Regions from separate parts of the Homo sapiens genome. Here region 1 is linked to region 2. A link is a contact called in ENCODE Hi-C data. All regions are on one chromosome and are shown on one strand. The core of a region is the stretch at or near the end of the contact, and the rest is flanking DNA. Distances in the headings are between cores, read along the strand shown.

The links. Hi-C counts contacts between places; a loop is a spot of excess contacts on that map. Pooled maps may share reads with other maps.
Region 1: a pooled map shows a loop between it and region 2 (5-fold over the local background). The contact joins the promoter of TIMM21 here to the enhancer-like site in region 2. A Hi-C loop is called at or near these places in 2 of 50 pooled maps.

What each region holds. Positions count from the first base shown.
Region 1 is chr18:74,144,221-74,150,357 of GRCh38, reverse strand. TIMM21 (translocase of inner mitochondrial membrane 21) reads right to left here and starts at 1,835. Exons shown (of 6, transcript NM_014177.3): 1 at 1,249-1,835. The coding sequence starts at 1,549. FBXO15 (F-box protein 15) reads left to right here and starts at 2,524. Exons shown (of 10, transcript NM_001142958.2): 1 at 2,524-2,688. The coding sequence starts at 2,573. RefSeq lists enhancers at 1,585-1,674, 1,755-1,804, 1,835-1,954 and a silencer at 2,645-2,794.
Region 2 is chr18:73,070,135-73,075,663 of GRCh38, reverse strand. No RefSeq gene overlaps it. Among named protein-coding and RNA genes, the nearest start is that of LINC02864, 190 kb to the left of the region's middle. Within about 2 kb of position 2,128, at least 2 of the 41 ENCODE cell types and tissues checked have a DNase peak (open chromatin) inside an H3K27ac peak, as active enhancers do.

The sequences.
Region 1 (6,137 bases), core at 586-3,085, 1.1 Mb before region 2:
GCTCAAAATAGCTACAAGTGGCCAGGAACTACCCAAATGGACAGCACAGATATAGGACATTTCTATGCAGAAAGTTTTATTTGAATAATGCTGTTCTGGACATTCAGGAGAATATCACATTTGTCTACTATATTTATGCCATCATGTTAGAGCCCATAAGTAACAAGTGGCAAGTGTGTTAGAAGGCTTGGTCAGAGAAGCTGCAAGTGTGAGAGGTGGGTCCAACAAAGATGCAGAGGCTCATCAACACATGAGCCGACCTCGTGGGGCTACACTGGGGCGTGCCAAGACATGCCCTCCCAAGTAAAAGACAATTGTACCCTATACCTCCTACCACAATGCTTCATAGGCCTGTTTGAATTCTGGACGCAGCATATTCCATATTTGGGAATGTTGCTCCCATCAATTCACTCAGCCACAAGGACTGTCACGTCTGAATGGGGTGCAGATGAGGGAAGGGGTCCCTAAGCAGGCCTGGTGTGCAGTGCAAGCATGAGCACTGTTGCCTGAGCCAGATGACCTGATGCACATGCTGTTTGCCACTTCTATGCCTTTCACCTCTGCATACAGGTTGTTCCTTCGTGCTGAACTAGTATGAATGAAAAGCTAGGTTTTTGGCATAGTCAGCAGACTCTAAAACAATTGGTATGATCCAATTTTTTGGGTTAAAAATTATTAAAAGGTATGTGTATGAAAGTGCAAAATGTTAAAAATAGTCATCTTCGTGTGGTATAATCATGGCGGTCTAAATTGCTTTGTCTTTTTTTTTCCTACAAATCACATGCGAAATGAAGACATTAAAAAAAAATCTTAAAATATCTGTGAATACATCTCTGACTTTCCCTGACAACTTACATTCCATCCTCCCTATTTTATGTTTTTCTATTACTGCAGGTAACATGTGAAAGTTTTCCCTACCAGTTATGAGTCAATAATCTCTCTCTCTCTCTTTTTATCCTATCCAATTACTCTTTATTATATGTAACAGAGCCAATATAACTTGAGAAAAATTTCCCAAACATAATGAAAAAAAGTTATATCAAATTCAAGATCAACTTTCACATCTGAGTTCCAATCTGTGAAGAAAACTGTAGATCTATATGTTCTAGTTCTAAATTATGTTTAAACGGTTTTTAAAAATTCATGTGAATTGCTTTTTCACCTTTAGCAGTGAACTTGGTATAAAAGGGCATTGGCAGCTCTTGTCATGTCTGTTGAAAGCCCAATCATTAAAGTACTCCTTTTTACCTTTTTGTGATGTTGGGACGGCGGTTCCCCCTCTCTGACTCCTGTGCACAGACACTTGTTTGCTGCCATCCTCCTTTGCTTTTCGGGGGCTCGGTCCCTGCGTCCAGATGGTTTTCTGGGTGACTCCAAGAATACATCTAGGTCGCAGCGTTTTCTTTTGATATTGAAGCCCACATCTCAAACTGGGCTCAGTCTTCAAGCACGCTTTGTTAAGCACGATGTATGGCAAAAGCAATCGCTTTGCCGAGGACCTGTGCAGCTTCTCCGTATACTGTACGGCTCGTAGAAAAGTACAAATCATGTTCACGGAAAATCGTTCCGCTTAGGGACGATGCTAACTACAATTAGGAAAGCTTTAGGGTTCACTACACATGCGGCCGGACACGTACTCAAGCCTATACGTTTACATTACATGGGGTGTTAGGCAAAAACGTCAGTTTCCGCAGCGTAAATGAAAACGAAAAGTCTCCAGGGAGAACCTGATGTCTACCTTCCCTTCTGTCTTCTTTCCATTTTAATTAACAGGCTCTGATCACCTTCTGGGCTGACATTCACAGTGTCCCCGCCATGCCTTCGCAAAGTCACCTGGGAAACCCCCGTCTTCCTGGGAATAGTAGTTTGAAAACCTCGCTCTTAACTGGGATACGGCAAAGAGGCGCGCAAAAGAGACTACATCTCCCACAATTCAAGGCGGCCAGAGCACGGCGCAGGTCCTTCCCGCGCCCCCAGACGCCTCCGCGCCCAGCGTCGGCGCAGACGCTGCGCGTCCCTGGAGCGGCGGAAAGTGGGGTGTTGGTGGGGGAATTGGTACCACCCACCCTACGTGGTTCAGGCGGGACTTGCAAAAGCCAAATTAGCAGTTACAATCTACGTGTTTTCCTGATCCTTATAGAGAGGACTGTGCACAGTGGGAAATACCCCCTTGGACTGTGGTCTTGCCAATTCCGCGTGGGCAAATGATTTAGTTTTTGCGTTTTACTGTGTTTTCAGAAAAACTGGACAATAAAGAGTCAGCAAGTGGGGATGAACGAGGCCGCTGCAAAGCAGGCACCGGTTTCCTAAATGGTTAAGCCGCGAACTTGGCTTGGCGCCCTAGGCGGCAGAATGTTAGGGGTGGGTAAGGAAGCCGAGGCCCGGAAGTTTCTAGAAGCCCGCTCTGTGAGCGGGTGTCTGGCGCGGTGCCGTCTGCGCAAGGGTGGGCATACCGTTACTTTTGCTCACGCGCGCATGCGCATAAGGGGTGTGGCGACGTGCGGGCGTGGGGGCGGTGCGTGCACTCTTCGTTTCAGCCCTGGCGCGGTCCTGTGGTGAACTCCTTGTCTCTATGGCGACTGGACGCGGTCGGATCTTGCAGCAGCACTGGCTCGGCCTCCAGACGCTGCGCGGGCCCAGCAGGGGCGGTGGCGCGGCCCGGGGGCGCGCCAGGGCCTTTGGGTGCAGGTGACTGTAGGGCCTGCGGGTGGGGTCCCCTGGCGGGAAGCCCGTCACTGCGCGGCCCCGCTCTCTTCACCGTGTATTTTATTCGTCCAGCTTGGCGCAAGGCCCGTGGCCGTCTTCAACGTGAGAAGGGTATGGAAGAACGACCGGAGGAAATCCTTTCTACCCTGCAACGTGGGGTACCCTAAGTTATGACACAAATAGAGTAGCCTCTCGGGGAAATATTTTTTCTTGCGGCGCCTGTGGCCGGGGATGCGCGCACCTGCCAGGACAGGTGCAGGTCCAAGAGGTCGTTTCTCCGGGATGCGTGCCCTAAATTCACGTGTGCTCCGCCCCTGCCTTCGTATTTTCGCTCTTCTGTAACCAAGAATCTCCCTTCGTGTTTTTCATGACCTTACAACTTAGGGAAGTAGAGTCTGTTCATCAAAACCTTATCAGTTGACACCCTCATCCCCCAAGCAGATACCTCGGGCAGGCAGGTTGGTCTGGCGGGTGGGGGGCAGCACTTTCTGCACCTCCAACGTCAAGGCTAAGTTGCCATCTACATTGCCAGGTCTTGCTCATCTGCTTTCCAGAAGCATCTTCAGCGTGAAGAAGTAAAATGAGCCAGTGCATCAGAAGTATCAGCATGCATAATGGTACCTTATGAAATCCCTCTCATTATATCGTGAGCTGTTCCCTAGCTGTGTACCCATCACTGCAGTTAGTTTACAGATGGAGGGATAATGCCAAGAATGGTTTACATTCTTGAGGATTATCTTTCTGCTTGTAAGACTCCTTGATTTATAAATAGGGAAAGTCATGCATATTTTGCCTTCTAATAAACCAATGGTCTATGTTTAAGCACACAAAGGGAGTCTATTACATACTAGTTGAACTACTTGTTTTTTCCCCCTGAATCTCCAGAACTATGTCCTGTGTCCTCTCTAGGTCTCCATTACTTCCACTTACCTGTTTTCAGAAGCCCAGCCCTGTTGCTTAGTGCTGTGATAATAGTTCTTAATTGAATACCTATAATGCTAGACATACCACAAGCCTTGTCACAAATAGAATGGTGACAATGCCTGCAAAAATTCTTTTATGTAGGAGAAAAAGCAGGAATTTAAATAGGAAACTTGAACTTTTAATCAATTTGCTGCTATTACTAAAATTAGTCTTTACATAGTGCTCTATTAGGGGGAAGCAGAATGATTTTTATATGATGAATCTTTTATCCTTTGTAAGTTGAGTGAACTTCCTGGATTGATATAATTAGAGGGCCTGTCATTATGCCTGGCATGGGAACCTGCATTTCAAGCTGATTTGGAAATGTATGCATTATTTTTGGTAAAGAAAAGTCCGCTGCTAAAAATAGAATGATTGACTATGGTCAAAGCAGGTGGTTATTTTAATATATCGCTGTGGAAAATTAGATGTTGTTAAGGAATCAGTGTTCCCTTTTAACACAAAATGTGAATATGTATAAATATCACAAACTGTAAGAAGTGTAGCAGAAAGCGTATTAAGTTGGCTTAATTTGTACCTGCTGTAATTTATTTGATTTGCCAGATATTTAAAATGAAGCACAGTCATTAGGTTTTTAAAATATTGGACTTATTGAAAGCTATCAGACAAAAACCTGTCACTTGAAAAAAAGTGTTTTCAAACTAAATTTATCTTGCTAAATGTATCAGTGTATGTCTACACTTAACCTTGTAGACGTATAGATTCGCATAAAAACATAAATAGAACTTGCTGATTTGTTAATTATGTGGACCTTAAAAATGTGCAATTGGGGCCGGGTGCAGTGGCTCACGCCTGTGATCCCAGCACTTTGGGAGGCGGAGGCGGGCAGATCTGGAGGTGAGGAGATCGAGACCATCCTGGCTAACACTGTGAAACCCCGTCTCTACTAAAAATACAAAAAAATTAGCCCGGCATGGTGGCGGGCGCCTGTAGGCTCAGGTACTCAGGAGGCTGAGGCAGGAGAATGGCGTGAACCCAGGAGGCGGAGCTTGCAGTGAGCCGAGATAGCGCCACTGCACTCCAGCCTGGGCGACAGAGCCAGACTCTGTCGCAAAAAAAAAAAAAAAAAAAAAGTGCAGTTGGTTTATTTTATGGATAAATAGAAATGTGTTTCCAATAGTGTTAAAAGGTACACTGATAAGATGTATGGTCTCATGTAAGACATGGTACAGAGAGCTCTGACAGGACATTAAGGAGATGGGCGTCTCAGAGACTGTCTTTGCTTCTAGCTTGGGACCTTAAGTTTCTTTAGTTGCCTTGTTAGAGCCTTAGCCTTGTAAACTGAAATGAGGGACTCTATGAGATCCATTTTAATTGTGAAAAAACAAAACAGCAAGAAATAAGCTTTGACGTTTTAAAAGTGTGAAAACATGTTTGTAATAAAATAGCCTTCATATTCCAATTAAATAAAGGATGAAATGTCTTAAAGCACTTACACATTACCTTGTGCAGAGTATATGATTAAGAAGTATTTGTAGAATTGAACTAACTAAGCCCTGTTAAATGTTTTAGCCAAAGATAGAGGCATATCCATTCGTTACTGAATTAGGGTTTCAGATTAGGGAAAAGCATTTGGTACTTAAAAAAAATAACTAGTACCAAACAGGATTTATTTGCTTAATCGTTATTTAAAACTATCTTTGAGTGGGGAGAGTTACAGCATGACTTTGAGGAACTTACTAAGATCATTTTATTTACATATATTTTATATGCATATATGTTTACAAAACAGGTGACTTTATTTCACTGGTGTTTTCACAGTAATCTTTCATAAATTCGGGACACACAAGTTAAGGTTTTCAGTAAGAACTTGGTGGTGGATTAAGCCAGTATGTATTCTTGAAACATCTAAGCACCCTGGCGCTGTGCTTCTCAAACGAGTAGTTGTAGTGGGTGGGGAACACATAGAGCATCTTCTTTGTCTGCAAAATCAACACAAAGGCTTTGGGGAAAATGTTAAATAATTTAACTGGTAAATAATATAATACATTTTTATGATAGGACAAAGACAGATTATTTAGTAGAATGCAGTATTTGCTTTAATTTTTAAGATCAATTGGGAGACTCCTAAGAAATTTTGAGTTTGCTGCAGACTGTACCCCCAGATTTCGGGGGACCTGGTTTCAGTTTCTTTGCAAGAGTTCTGTTGCTAGGAATGCCTTTGAGAACCACTGCTCCAGTCTCAAGGATTGTGCTGTCAAACTGTGATTCCCTGGCCTTCTTTTGCATGTGACTCTTAGGTTTGAAATTAAAACAACACCCCCACCCCCCAACTTATTACAGATTCAATATGCTAAGAAAAATTAGAACATACATGGAGTTATGCCCCCTAAATCGTCCCCATTTAAAAAGACCTTCACCAACAGATTTTGTAATCCTATGAATCAGATCTGTTAACTGTTAAACCTTGGTGTCTCTAGATCTCTTTTCTTTGTATGCATATATTT
Region 2 (5,529 bases), core at 879-3,378:
GAGGAAAGTTGTAAAGAATATCAGATTCTCTATATGCACTTATGTATTTAACCACTGATGCAAGTTCTATCCAGCTGTTTGCTGGCCCTCCAAATATGTCCACATCCCAGTCTCTGGAATCTGGAATACATTAGTTTATATGGCAAAAAGGACATTCCAGAAGTGATTAATTATCTTGAGATGAGGGGTTATCCTGGATTGTATGTGTGAACCTGGTATAATCACAAAGGTCTTTATGAAAGGGAGGCAGTGAGGTTAAGAGTCAGCAATGGATATGTAATGATGTTGTGCTGACTTTGAAAATGGAGGAAGGCACCATGAGGTGAGGAACGCACGTGGCCTCTGGAAGCCGGCAAAGTGAAGGAATCAGATGCTTCCCTAGAGCCTCCAGAATGACCCAGCCAGGCTGATGCCTTGGCTTTAGCCCAGTGAGGTTGATTTGGGACTTCTGATCTCCAGAAATCTAAACTGGGCTGTTTTACATCTCTAAATTTTGGTAGTTTGTTGCAGCAGCAGTAGGAAATTAATAAAGTTACCATGATCACGTCCCCACCACAACTATCATAACCCAGCTTCTCATACTTGTCCCCAAAAGGATGCTGATTATGTTGCTCTGTGATTTTATACCATAGAAGATACAACTGGACTCATTATGAACTTTTGCATTCAGGGATTATTAGCAAAGGCTTTCAAAATCTGTAGCAGATATTATCTTTGCAAAAAAAGATGAATTTTCAGTTTCCATAATGAGACGATTATATTGCTCATATTTATAAAAACAATACTTTTTTTTTTTTTTTGAGACAGAGTCTCATTCTGTCACTCAGGCTGGAGTGCAGTGGCGCAATCTCCCCTCACGGCAAGCTCCACCTCCCAGGTTCATCCCATTCTCCTGCCTCAGCCTCCCGATCAGCTGGGACTACAGGCTCCCGCCACCACGCCCGGCTAACTTTTTTGTATTTTTAGTAGACACGGGGTTTCACCATGTTAGCCAGGATGGTCTCAATCTCCTGACCTCATGATCTGCCCGCCTTAGCCTCCCAAAGTGCTGGGATTACAGGCGTGAGCCACCGCGCCTGGCCAAAACAATACCATTTTTGAACCTAAAATTCTTTACTCTCTTTGATTATCATGGTGGGACCCTTAAGGGTGCTGTGTGCTACCTCCAAATCCAGGCCATCTCTGGAAAAATGGTAGGACGAGGGACCAAAGAATTTCAATATATAGTGGGCATTTGAGGGTATAAAGGACAACTGTTCCTCCTTTGTTGTACCTTAAAATCAAGAACCAACCAACAACTCATTTATTCATGGAAATGAGGGACAAAGCATGTCATATCACAAACCTTTATGTGATAATTAATGTTACTATGAGCATCCATGTTCTTCAGTGCTGACAAGTATACTAATATTTAAAATAAACTAATGATATTTATGATAAAAACTTATTTAAGATATTTCAGACTAGTAAACGTGATTCTAAGTAATACTCAAATCATATTTTTATGACAAGAACCATCAAATTATTGTGTGATATTATGAAAACACCAGGGAGCGAAATGTTATTTTATACATCTCTTGTCTTTCCAGATTAAAAAAGGTACAAAAGATAATGACATCTGCAATAGACTCTGCATTCCTTCCCCCTTCTAAGATAAAATGTTCTTTCTGTTTAAAACACACTTCCTGTGTGAAAGATTGGTTTGTGTGCATGATAGCAGAGCTTTTTCACCATTCACGCATGAGAAGAATGTACAAAGAAAGACAAAGCGTCAAAATGTTCTTCCTAAAAATAGTGCTAGAAAGGGAACTGATTCTTTCTTAGATTATATCAGTGATGCGTTTCTCCAGAATAAATATAACAAATATATAACTATATACATTCAAAATTACATATATATAAATGGGGTAACAAGTCAAAGGGCTCATAGGCAGAGCCTTTAATAAGCTTGTAAAATTAACCCGAGATAAATCCCATGTTTGTTCAACTTAGTATAATAAACTGTTAGTGGTTATGTCAGTTTTTGACGATGACTTTCAATACCAAAAAATAAAGATATGTGGCTGGGCGTGGTGGTGCACTCATGTAATCGCAGCACTTTGGGATGCTGGGACAGGCGGATTACCTGAGGTCAGGAGTTCGAGACCAGCCTGGCCAACATGGTGAAACCCCATCTCTACTAAAAATACAAAAATTAGTCGAGTGTGGTGGCTCACACCTGTAGTCGCTACTCATGAGATGAGGCAGGAGAATAGCTTGAGCCCAGAAGGCAGAGTTTGCAGTGACCCCAGATTGTGCCACTGCACTCCAGCCTGGCCGACAGAGTAAGACTCTGTCCCTAAGGAAATAAATAAATAAATATATGTATAAAGTTACGCATATTTAAAAATATTAATATATAATATTCAAATGAGGAATGTCAGGGATTCAGATACATTTATAAAGTGAGGCATGGGATATTTTGAAATACCAAGAACTATCCCTTTCCACGATATGCTTTGCTGCTCTGTTTCACCCAGGATGTGGCTGACCACACCTGCAATATCTTTTGCCTTGGAGAAGGCATGATGGGGGACAAATTATTGGTCTTTAAAGGCATTATGGCAAAAACATTTTGGCTGGGAGTAATATAGATTTGAAAGGAAGTTTGATTAGTCCAATGTTAAAGCCATGTTTTCTTCAGACTGGGAAAGCTACTGAAAGTGCACAGCAGGAGGAGATCATAGAACACAGTGGGACCCTTAAGGGTGCTGTATGCTACTGGTGAACCCAGGCCATTTCTGGAAAAGGGAAAGGATAAGGGACCACAGAATTCCCAGATATTATGGATATCTGAGTCTATAAAGGAGAACTGTTCTCCTGTATTAGGTACAGCCTGGGAAATTTCAATGGTTTTGTTTGCCATTGAAGCAGAAGAAAAGGGCATTTGGACAAACAGAAGTATCATAACTGGCAGCAGTCCAGCTACCTAGACAGACCCAACCCAGGAGTGTCAGGGCCATCTTTTCCTATGAGTCTGCTGTGGCGTGGGTGCAGCACGGTCAGCCTGGAGAGATCTCACAGCTGAGAAGAGGAGGTGGTGGATATGCAGGCAAGGATGTGACTTGCTCATGCCTCCACTCAGGGTTAACAACAAACACACCTATGGTTTTAGTCTAGGAGAGAGGTGAGAAAGCAACTTTTCATGAAAGAACAGTTTGGCTGGTTTGACTTCATTATGTATTTTTGTTGTTGTTGTTGTTTTGTTTTGGTTTGTTTTGTTTGAGATGGAGTCTCGCTCTGTCGCCCAGGCTGGAGTGCAGTGGCGCGATCTCAGCTCACTGCAAGCTCCGCCTCCCAGGTACATGCCATTCTCCTGCCTATCAGGGGAACCCACCCCCAATATTTCAACATAGGTTCTTTCTATTTTCCATAAGTGTTGGCTGGCTGAGAAATAAACAGAAAGAATACAAAGAGAGGAATTTCACAGCTGGGCCTCCGGGGGTGACATCACATATCGGTAGGACCGTGATGCCCAGCTGAGCCATAAAACCAGCAGGTTTTTATTAAGGGTTTCAAAAGGGGAGGTGGTGTACGAACGGGGAGTAGGTCACAAAGATCACATGCTTCAAAGGGCAAAAAGGAGAACAAAGATCACATGCTTCTGAGGAAACAAGACAAAAGGCAAAACAGAACTACTGATAAGGGTCTATGTTCAGCTGTGCATGGATTGTCTTGATAAACATCTTAAACAACAGAAAACAGGACTTGAAAGCAGAGAACCAGTGTGACCTCAAATTTACCAGGGCGGGGTTTCCCAATCCTAGTAAGCCTGAGGGTACTGCAGGAGACCAGGGCGTATTTCAGTCCTTATCTCAACCACATAAGACAGACAATCCCAGAGCGGCCGTTTATAGACCTTCCCCCAGGAATGCATTCCTTCCCCAGGGTATTAATTATTAATATTCCTTGCTGGGAAAATAATTTAGCGATATCTTCCCTATTTGCACATCTGTTTACAGGCTCTCTGAAAGAAGAAAAATATGGCTTTATTTTGCCCGATCCCACAGGCAATCAGATCTTATCGTTGTCTTCCCTTGTTCCCTGAAAATCGCTGTTATTCTGTTCTTTTTCAAGGTGCACTGATTTCATATTGTTCAAACACACATGTTTTACAATCAATTTGTACAGTTAACACAGTTGTCACAGTGGTCCAGAGGTGACGTACATTCTCAGCTCACGAAGATAACAGGATTAAGAGATTAAAGTAAAGATGGGCATAAGAAATTATAAAACTATTAATTTTGGGAACTGATAAATGTCCATATTAAAATGACATCTTCACAATTTATATTTAGACATTAAAGTAAAGACAGGCATAAGAAATTATAAAAGTATTATTTCGGAACTGATATATGTCCATATTAAAATGAAATCTTCACAATTTATGTTCCTCTGCTGCGGCTCCAGCCGGACTGCCAGTCCAGCCAACTGGACTGCTGCCACTTATGATACTTCTGTTTGTCCAAACACCCTTTTCTTCTGCTTCAACAGCAAACAAAACCATTGAAATTTCCCAGGCTGTACCTAATACAGGAGAACAGTTATCCTTTATAGTTATCCACCTGCCTCAGCCTTCCAAGTAGCTGGGACTACAGGTACCCACCACCATGCCTGGCTAATTTTTTTGTATTTTTAGTAGAGACTGGGTTTCACTGAGTTAGCCAGGATGGTCTCGATCTCCTGACCTCGTGATCCACCCGCCTCGGCCTCCCAAAGTGCTGGGATTACAGGCGTAAGCCACCGTGCCTGGCCCATGATGTATTTTTTTTTAATTGTAAAACTCTTAAATACTGCTAATCTTGCATATTTTTAAAAGGACATCTTCAATTGTTTTAAACTTACAGAATTCCTTGTGAATTACAATGGGCAGAACATTATGTCGTAAAGAAACTCTACTGCTGAAGGGGAGATATAATTTCATCAGGCTCAGGAGACATCAGTGCTACAATTGGAAGCTTTATAGACAAAGATGGACTAAGGAAGTTGCATAAGTTTCTAGAATAAACTAAAGAAAGACTTCTCATCTCAAAATCAAACTTATGAAGGCAAAGAAAATATAGAGCTGTTTAGCCCAGATAAGAAATAGAAGTACACTTTTAACAGTTATTATTAAATACCATTTCTTATTTGTATATAATGGTTTTAACACTAGTAAGAGTATTTGAGAAAATTAAAAAACTAGTTTAAGACAGAGGCCAAAGACTTTACAGAAAACGCATTTTATTAAACATTAGAAAAAATTTTAAAAGTGCTTTTTGGTGGGGTACTGTGGCTCACACCTGTAATCCAAGCACTTTGGGAGGCCGAGGGGGGTGCATCACCTGAGGTCAGGAGTTTGAGACCAGCCTGGCAAACGTGGTGAAACCCCGTCTCTACTAAAAATACAAAAATTTGCCGGGTGTGGGGATGCACACCTGTAATCCCAGCTACTTGAGAGACTGAGGCAGGAAAATCATTTGAACACGGGAGGCGGAGGTTTCAGTGAGC